Regions from separate parts of the Homo sapiens genome. Here region 1 is linked to region 2. The links are chromatin loops, found by intact Hi-C in ENCODE. Cell type or tissue: chondrocyte. All regions are shown on one strand. Region 1 overlaps FBLN5 (fibulin 5). Region 2 holds the start of FBLN5 (fibulin 5).

Region 1 (5,000 bases), 53 kb before region 2:
AGTAATGGGGATGGGCGGGCAGTGGCAAGGAATGGGAATATACTGTAGCAGCAGTATTTCCCACAAACATAAGCTGCCAGGTGCTGAAGAAGGCTGCAGCTAGTGTCTCACATCATGTCCAAGTTATCATGCACGTCACATACCTTGGCAAGACCTTCCATCCTCATTGAGGGTAAAACCAGGGTTGCATGTACAAGAATAGGATCCAGGAACATTCGCACAGAGCTGCTGGCAGTAACCATAGCGACATTCATCAATGTCTGGAAACAGAAATGCAAGCAAAGTGAGACAGGTCTCCTCACTCAATGATGCCCCCACTAGCATGGCATGATTGCCTTGCTCTTCCCAAACAGGATCATGAACGGAAGCAAATGGGAACAGGAGCCAAGACAGTGCCTACTGAGTGTCACGGATGGTGATGCTGTCTCGAATACAAGGCTCAATCTCCCCACAATCTTTCCCCTCCTCGACCCATCTCAGTCCCATAAATACCTGAACCTATCCTAAAAGTTGCAGAAGAAATTTCTGCTTCGATTGGGATGTTGGGCAAAATGAGCTCTCCAATTTTACCCAGCTCTAAGATTCAACACTAAGGTTTATCCAAGATGGACTCTCCAATTTTTCCCAGCTCTAAGATTTGAGATTACCCAGCTCTTAAGATTTATCCAATGTTAAGATTCAACTCAAAGATTCCATATAGAGGCTCCACTGCCCAGGATTCTTCTTAACACGTAAGAAGAATCCATAGCATCACTCCAATAGGCTCCTTGCCAGCTCCATGAACAATGAATATGTCCAGCTGTCAGGAACAAGAGCCAGTTAGGCTGGGATGAGCTGGGCAGCATGACCCTGGAGACCCATGAATCCAGTAACATGAGGGCACTGGAATTCACCCTGAATCTCCTCCTTGCACCAGAGTGAACATAAAACTCTGGATAAACACATCTCTTCCAAGCCACAGCTGGCCTTGCCAGGGAAAGCGGCGGCACTGTGGGTGAATGGATCCTTTGAGCAGAGCTGGGCAATGTGACCTCCCTGTAATATGTATCCATCAATGGGGAGCCTGATGTCATTGGGAAAGCACTTCTCAACACCCCAAGCTGATGTGATAATGGGCTGGAGAATTCATTCCTGTGGGGTAAGGGTAGTGAATGAAATCACCGGCCTCCTGGCAGAGTCTGAGATGGCACCAATACAGGCTCCTGCTGTGACCAGTTGATCTGACTGTAGCTGGAACTGGTCCTTATCCCCACCTCCCCCAATCTAACCAGGTTTCCTCCCTGGTCCCCCTGTTCCTTTGGAACCAGGGGCCATCCAGGACTCTGGAAGCCGGCTTAGAGCCTCAGTCCTTGTGCCTGGTTTCTACCTACTGCCAGGAAGGACTCCACCTCCCAGATCCATCTTGATCCCTTACCTATTGTTCAGCCCTTCTCAGATTCTGTGCCCTGTCCTGTGATTCTGTTTTGTCTCTAAGTCCCGGCTACTTCTAACCTGGCCACTGCACTGCCCCTGAGTGCAGAGCAGCTCTTGCATAGAGGGCCCATTGGCTGTACAGTGGCTGGCCCTGACTTCTTCCCAGAGTGCAGTTGGGCACATCACCAAGGCCAGGCAGGCAGCAGGGGCTGGAGAGGGTACCCTTCACTACGGGTACCTTGGAAAAAAGGCAGCCCCCCTGACCCCTCATTTTTCTGCAAAAGCAGCATCTTCAGTGGTACACAGAACAGACAGTGTGTGGCTATGGAACTTGCATTTTGAAAGGGAAAGGTGAGTTTAGCCAGGGGAGGGCAGGAGTTCAGCCATAATTAGGCGACGTCTTCCTTTCAGATGTGAATATGAGTGGCTGGGCCACATGGTACCATGCTAGGCATCCATGAGCATCCTTTCCACAGCTCCATGCTCCCAGGAAGAGAACAACCCTCCCAGGTAGAGGAATGTCCGAGTTGCTGGCACCCCTCACATCAGAGGGTTTCTGTAACAGGGCTGGTATAGCCCGGTCTCCCCCTACCACTCCAGCGCCCCTTGTGGTGGGAAAAAAAAACTAGACTGAGACACGGGAGACTTGGAAGTTAGACCCAACTCACTTTGTCTAAAATGTTCTTTCTCTATGAGTCTCAGTCTGCGATGCTATAAAAGTTGGATGACATAATATTCAACATCCTTTCCAGCTCTGAAATTCGACATATTAAGTTCCTGTACAAATAACTCTCTGTCACTGATCTGCTTATGTTCAAATAAGTAGCATCAAATTTTCCATTATAGCAGAGGTTGGTTTGAATGCACAGTGACTGTCATATTCACAGACGCCCATGTGCAAGCCTGGAAAGGAGAATCAAGCCAATCTAGGCCTCAAGGATGCTTCGGACGGGGCTTGAGGGCAGACCTACTCAGCCTCAATCAAGAAACTTAGAAAGAGGTAGCTTTTCTTTGTTTCCATGATTTCGTTTGGATCTGTTTCTCAACTCCTCCAGGACTGACTTTCAGGCAACAGAATGGTGTCTTAGAGAATTTAAACTGGCAGGGCCTTTTCTAGAAAACACAGCATAGAAATCACACCCTAGAATTAGAAATTGAAGTGACAGCTAGAGTTTGCTGTGAATTCACTCACTTGGCTAAACCCAAAACTAGAGGGGAAGAAAGGAAAATAACCTTCCAGTAAAATAAACAGAAAGATCAGAGAGCAGATGCTAACTGCAAAGGCAGTTCTCAATTGGTGATGACTGACTCCTCAGGAGTAAAATGGAAGGCCATAGCCGGTGGGGTGGGTGTGGTGGTTGGTGGCGGGGAAGGGCAAAGACAGGGTGTTGAAAGGAACTGATGTAAGATCAGGATCTACTGATCCACATTCAAGACTTGCCACATTTCTGTGACTAAGCGAAAGTGTTCCCTTCTCTTAGCATTATTTCTAACTAAAGCAAAATCATCCTCACCTCTGTCACTTCCTGGCCTGGATATAAACTTCGTGAAGACAGGAAGAAAGTCAAGGTAAAATCAAACTTAAAAAATACATCCAAAACCATAGCCCTTAAAAAATATATTTGAGGCTGGGCATGGTGGCTCACACCTGTAATCTCAGCACTTTGGGAGGCTGAGGCAGGCAGATCACTTTAGCCCAGGAGTTCGAGACCAGCCTGGCCAACATGGCAAAACCCTGTTTCTACAAAAAATACAAATATTAGCTGGGCATGGTGGCACATGACTGAAACGCCAGCTACTCACTCAGGAGGCTGAGGCAGGAGAATCACTTGAACCCAGGAGGTAGAGATTGCAATGAGTCAAGATCGTGCCACTGCACTCCAGCCTGGGCAACAGAGGGAGACACCATATCAAAAAAAAAAAAAAAAAAAAAAAAACCGAAAAAAACCATTCAAGGCCGTGCGTGGTGGCTCACACCTGTAATCTCAGCACTTTTGAGGCGGGCAGATGACTTGAGCCCAGGAGTTCAAGACCAGCCTGGCCAACATGGCAAAAGCCCCATTTGTACAAAAAATACAAAAATTATCTGGGCGTGGTGGCACATGCCTATGATCCTAGCTACTCGGGAGGCTGAGGCAGGAGAATCACTCAAACCCAGGAGGCGGAGGTTGCGGTGAGCCGAAATTGCGCCATTGCACTCCAGCCTGGGGGACAGTAAGACTATGTCTCAAAAATAAATAAATACATTCAAAAACTATAATGATGACAAGATGGCGATGATGGCAATTGATTTTCAAGGGTGGTTACACATGTGAGTTCAATAGCCTTCCACCCCTCCCGCCCTCCCTAGCAAAGAAAAGCTTACTACCCTCAGGCAGCCAGCTATGCCCATACCTCAAAATGCCCCTGGCAACCGTTAACTTCCAAGAGTCCCTGTGACCCCCCCAGAGAGCTGTTACCTAAGCACTGGCCTTCCAGAAGCCAATATCCGTCGGTGCAGGAGCAGGTGTACCCGCCTTCAGTATTGATGCAGATCTGGGTGGGGTTGCACTGGTGGGAATCTGTTGCACACTCGTCCACATCTGTAATACAGACATAGTCCAAAGAATGTCACTCACATCCATCTAGAGCCCTGGAGCCACCAGGGGTGCCAGTGGCTCATCTTGGCTGGGAGGCAGTTAATAAGGTCACTAGGTTACACCCAAGGAGGTGGCAGTGCTTCCCCGATGGGCACCTCTAGGAGACACTGACCTCTACTGAAGGCTGAGCTAGTCTGCTCACCAGAAATCCACAAAGGGAAATGGCCAAGAAGGGAACCCTTATCCTCAGGAATCCTTCTGCCATCCTATGCCATTGCTCTTTGAAGGTGCATTACCTTGACAATAACCATTACTTGATTTAGAAAGCCATTTTGTATTAGGCTTGTTCATTCATATGTTAAACAGGGGTCTGCTGCGTACCTACTGTGTGCACAGGACTATGATAAACACCACTGAGAACAAAACAGAAGTAAAGGAAATGTCCCCAGCTGGGCATGGTGGCTCACGCCTGTAATCCCAGCACTTTGGGAGGCTGAGATGGGTGGATCATCTGAGCTCAGGAGTTCAAGACGAGCTCAGGCAACATGGTGAAACCCCGTCTCTACTAAAAATTAAAAATTAGCCGGGCCTGGTGGCATGCGCCTGTAGTCCCAGCTACTCAGGAGACTGAGCTGGGAGGATCGTTTGAGCCCAGGAGGTGGAGGCTGCAGTGAGCCGAGATCGCACGACTTCACTCCAACCTGGGAGACAGAGTGAGACCCTGTCTCAAAAAAAAAAAAAAAAAAAAAAAAAGTTCCCTGCCAACAGAAGCTGGCAGTCCAGTTGCTTAATGGTATTCACCCGTGAAAATCTTTCGGTCTGAAGCTCTCCAGTCTTCGCTCCACTCCATAGTTCCTGGGGCTAATCTCTGTCTGTCCTCTGCTCACAGCAAGTCTCTCTATGCTGCTCTAGAGCCCACTGCCATCTGTCTGGTGGCATGAAGATACTTGCATCCACCTCGGTCCCTTCTTAACTTAGAGCTTCAGAGCACAGATATCGAGCCATATT
Region 2 (5,000 bases):
GCCATTCTACTTCTAGGTATATACCCTCAAAAAATTAAAAGCAAGGACTTGAAACAGGTATTTGTAAACCTGTGTTCATAGCAGCATTATTCACAATAGCCTAAAGGTGGACGCAGTCCTTCGATGGATACATGGATAAACAAAATGCAGTCTGTACACACAAGGGAATAGTATTCAGTCTTAAAAAGGAAGGAAATTCTGACACATGCTACAATATGAATGAACCCTGACTGTATTATGTTAAGTGAAAAAAGCCACTCACAAAAAAGACAAAGTCTGCATGGGTCCATTTATACGAGGCACCTAGTGTAGTCGAAATTACAGAGACAAAAAGTGGAATGTTGGTAACCAGGGGCTTAGTGGGAGGGGAAGATGGGGAATTGTTTAATAGGTACAGAGATTCAGTCATGCAAGGTGAAAAGAGTTCTGGAGATTGCACAGCAATGTGAATGCAGTTAACACTACTGAACTAGACTCTTCAAAATGGTTATGGTAGAAAAAAAGACAAAATCAGGCTGGGCATGGTGGCTCCCACCTCTAATCCCAGCACTTTGGGAGGCCGAGGTGGGTGGATCACCCGAGGTCAGGAGTTTGAGACCAGCCTGGGCAACATGGTGAAACCCCGTCTCTACTAAAAATACAAAAATTAGCCGACTGTGGTGGCAGGCGCCTGTAGTCCCAGCTACTCTGGAGGCCAAGGCAGACAAATCACTTGAACCCAGGAGGCAGAGGTTGCAGGGAGCCGAGATTGCGCCACTGCATTCCAGCCCGGGAGACAGCGAGACTCCGTCTCAAAAAAAAAAAAAAAAAGAAAATCTAAACAAAAGCAGAGCGTTATCTAGTACTATTATTCAGTTCAACAGCAGTTTATCCAAGCAACTACTGCTTGTGGGTGTGGATGCCAGATGGAGGAGCTACAGAACTGTGAAACAACCACTACCCTTGAGAACCAGTTGGGGAGCCACGACAATGTCCATACACCTTGGCAAGGGCATGGAAAGAAATACCTATTGGGTGCCATAACAACCAGGCTGTGGGTAGCAACAAGACTTCCTGGAGAAGGTGATCTTGAAGGCTTCTTCAACAGAGCAGTGAACCTGGGGACATGGCTGAATTCTGGGGCCCGTTACTACAAACGTGCACCACAACAATATAATCCCTCCCTTTCAGGACACATGGCCCATCTGCATCAGCAACCCTGGGTATTAGAGGACCTGGAGTTAAGCTGACATCCAGAGGGAATAGGGCCCTGATACGATCTTAGGAGATGCGAGGCCATTTCCTTTATCGAGTCCCCAATCCAAAAAATAAGGACGCTGAGAGTCCACAAGTTTTCATGTAAGTGCCTGGGTGAGCCAGATTCTAGAACGCTGGAGACAGCTCTGACCTTATAAAGTGCAGAGCCAAATCCCAGGGCTTTTTGATATTTGCCATGGCCAGATTTATATCTGGAAGGAATGAAAGAACAATAACAAATTTATTTTCCAGTCTGTGTATTATGAATTTCAATGTTTTCCTGTTTCTTCACATGAAGTTTCCTTTCAGTTGGTTATAAAACCCTGTCTCGTTTATGTTGGAGAAAGAACAGGCTGACTGCAACACAGTGGACTTCAAGAGCTAGTTGAAAAGGCATGCTAACCCCATCTTTCCCCCTACTCCCCGCAGCCCCATTCCCTTTGGCTAGAGGCAGCCCTGGGACAGGTCTTGCCTCAAGCCCAGCCTCTTGGAAGAGCCACAGCTGAGTCCTGGGGGCCAAACAGGTTCCAGGCTAATAGGATTTTCCTAAAATGAAAGAATACCCAAGCACTACTGCCTCACAGCATCACGAATAGCTGCACCTTGTGATTAAAAAAAAAAAACCCTGGAAACTCCAAAAATGAACTAACTATAAGAATAGCTGGGGGGAGGCAGGTTGGTGCTCATAACCGGTCCTGGGAACTTTCTAAAGCAGGTGGGTTCGCCGGTGTTGTGCCTCAGCCTGAAACACAAGGAAAGCCGGAGAGACCAACCAAATACCAGGACTGCCTGTCACAGAAGTGCTGGTCCCCAATCCAGGATGACATTGTTACAGCTTAGTTTTCAGCACACACACACACACACACACACCCCACAGACACATACATACGCACACAAGGTTAATTTGTTCAAAGCAGTATGTTTTCAAGAGCTCGCTGAATAAAGACTGTGGGTGTCATTTAGGTAAAGTTCTCCAAGACTTAAGGATTACTTAACTGTAATTGCAATTTCCTTAAAGAATAGCAAAACATTTGCTTACATGTATCTCTGTCTGCAGTTCCCACTTCTCATTGGCTTGAAACTTCTGTGAGAATCCCACACAAACATAGAGCAAATCCAGCCCCGCGGTGTTCAGCTAGCCTGTCTGCTTGTCTATCAGCCGATGCGGCGCAGTAATTGCTAGTGAACTAGTAATTGGCCTCCCGAAATTTAAAAAATACATACAAAAATCCCTTAAAACGACAAAGTTGCTGCCCTTTCCAGAAAAGAAAGAGGAATGAAGCGCTGAGAATTTCGCAGCCCTCTCTGATGCTGGCTTTTGAAACTGTATTAGAAAATACCCACTCCCAAAAGAACGCTTCAAGATGGAAATTACAGAGGCGCAGCTTTTTATAATTAACAATATCATTGCATCACTAGCTCATGCCTTTTCCAATATCCTGACACCGCCTGAATCGCAGCCATAACCATTTTCCACCCATCGGATTTTTAGCAAGGCTTCCAGACCCTGGAGAAAGAAAAGTCCAGCGCCGAGAACCCACCTTTTTATTCCTGGCATGTCCAAGACGCGCGAGGAGGAGATGCGAAGGCGAGAAGAAAGCTCGCGGGCGGGACCCCCGGAGGAGCTCGGGCACGTCGGCCTCCTCTGGGCCCTCGGGGCTCGCGGGTGTTTTATTCCAGAGGGGCCGAGCGAGTCGTGGAGAGGACACGGGGAGAGCGCCGGGGTCCTCCCAGCCACTGCAGAGCCCTCAGCGCAAGCACCTGGTTTTGCTTAGCCCTCTTCAGTAATTCAGCATTAAACCAATTGGAGGAGGAATGTTAAAAATGAACACTTCATTTTCTAAGTATGTTAAACAATGCAAATGGGGCCTCAGTCTGGACACAGCTGGTTCAGATTACAGCGCTCACCAACTGGCTAGACTCCTCACAACAATCTTGGGGCGTCTGCCAGGGCCCAGTGCTCGGCGCTGGGAGGAGAGCCCTTCCCCGGCCGCGCTCGGCTGCGAGCGCCCGGGCAGAAGGCGAGGGGCGGGCGCGCGCAGGGGTGCGGGGGCTGGGAGGGCCCGGGCCCCTTGACCTTCCCACCCAGGGGCGGGGCGGGGCTGGCAGCGCGGCCCGGCGGGGAGGGGCGTGCACGCCCGCGCTGCGTGGCAAGGGGACCCGCGAGAACGTTGTCGCCTCCGGAAGGAAAGGGACTTGAACTCACGACCCACGCAGCTCCAGGGACTAGAAACTCACGATCGATTGGGAAACCAGAACCTACGAAGCAGAGGCTTGGGGCGAGCGACGGGAGAGTCGCGATCTTCCCGAAGAAGGGGTGGGGAGCAGCGGGGTGGGGTGGGGGGGAAGAGGATGGAATCCCGCTGGTGCGAATTCCAGACTTCAGCTTGTGCAATGCAAGTCTTAGGACGCTTTTCTCTCCCCGCCCTCATTCCCCGATTCTCCCTGGCATTTTCTCGCTTTCCTGGAAAAGTGTCCCCTGGCTCGAAAGTGATTTTAACAAGTTAAACGGTGATTTGAAGAAGGGACAGTCTGGAAAAGCAGAATGGTGGAGACAGCACATAAGACATGCTGAGTCCTTTGCATTCATTCTAGTGGAGGCTTCAACCTGTTTCTTTTTCCTGTTTGTTTGTTTGTTTGTTTGTTTGTTTTTAAGCCATTGGAGTACTTTTGTCAATGAAATCTTACAGAAGGCACTCACTCTATAAAACGCCAGTGGATGGACTGTGGCCTATCCCATCTGCTTCCACCTGCATCTTCCTACCTGCAGCCGAAAAGCCCTGATCCAGGTCCCCTGTCCTCACCACCACTCTAAGCAGTAGGAATGATCATCTCCATGTTATTAGAGGTGAAGATAAGAGAGGTTAGGTAACCTCCCCATAGTCACGCAGCTATTCATTGGTACAGCTGAGCCTCTGGAGTCTACATATTTAGCCTTCCCTAAGGCATTTTTGGGGGTAAGTAAATGGAATTCTACCCAAAGGAGAATAACAGAATGTGGATAGTTGTTGAAGCTGTGTCCATTATACTAGTCTAATCTATTTCCTTTTACGTGTTTGAAATTTCCTGTAAAACACTTTTTTAAATACCTTATGTTTATAAGGTTGTTCATCCCCCCATTGTTTGTAAAAGCAAAAGATTATAAACACCTTTAAGGTCGATCAGCAAGGCACCAATAGGGTTAAATAAAGTAAGGGGCTTCCAAAGGGACTATTGTGCAACCAATTAAAACCTAGACACTTAAGAGTCCACATCAAACGACTCCATTTATATAAAATTCAAAGTCAGATAGTGACTGGGAGGCAGCCCAGCCCCTTCTGGGTGCTGGTAATAATCTAATGATTGATCTGGATGCTGGTTATGTAGGGGTGTGTACATTTAATATTTGTGAAGTCTTATGTATGTTATATCTTATTTTGAAAAAAAGACTGAAACAGCTCCGTATGCACTGCTATTGAAGGGTTTCCAATATATTTTGTGGGTCAAAACAGTAGAATATTGGTAATTTCACATAGATTGATCTAATATAGTAATAAATGTAAAAAGTAAGCTGCAGAACTGTGTGTAAAGCATGCCATCATTTGTGGGAAAAAAAATAAATACATAAGTTCTTGCTTGTACACGTACAGAAAAGACATCACCTGAAGGATGCACAAGAAACCATGAGTATTATTGGTCTTAGCTCAGGCTGCTATAACAGAATACCATAGACTGGGTGGTTTATGCAATAACATTTATCTCTCCCAGTTCTGGAGGCTGGAAGT

Evidence for each region. Hi-C counts contacts between places; a loop is a spot of excess contacts. Peaks named below come from ENCODE experiments on the same cell type or tissue, not always from the same donor. Only the 100,000 strongest peaks of a DNase experiment are listed, where the experiment ranks them.
Region 1: a loop joins it to region 2, with 5 times the contacts of the local background. A loop is called at or near these places in 6 of 110 quality-filtered maps.

Annotation. Positions count from the first base shown.
Region 1 is chr14:91,891,078-91,896,077 of GRCh38, forward strand. FBLN5 (fibulin 5) reads right to left here. Exons shown (of 11, transcript NM_006329.4): 5 at 3,873-3,995; 6 at 144-260. Among named protein-coding and RNA genes, the nearest start is that of TC2N, 26 kb to the left of the region's middle. In chondrocyte, CTCF peaks have their summits at 2,033 and 2,243; no DNase peak of the experiment used is centred here.
Region 2 is chr14:91,944,436-91,949,435 of GRCh38, forward strand. It overlaps FBLN5 (fibulin 5), which reads right to left and starts at 3,259. Exons shown (of 11, transcript NM_006329.4): 1 at 2,778-3,259. The coding sequence starts at 2,794. In chondrocyte, a CTCF peak has its summit at 900; no DNase peak of the experiment used is centred here.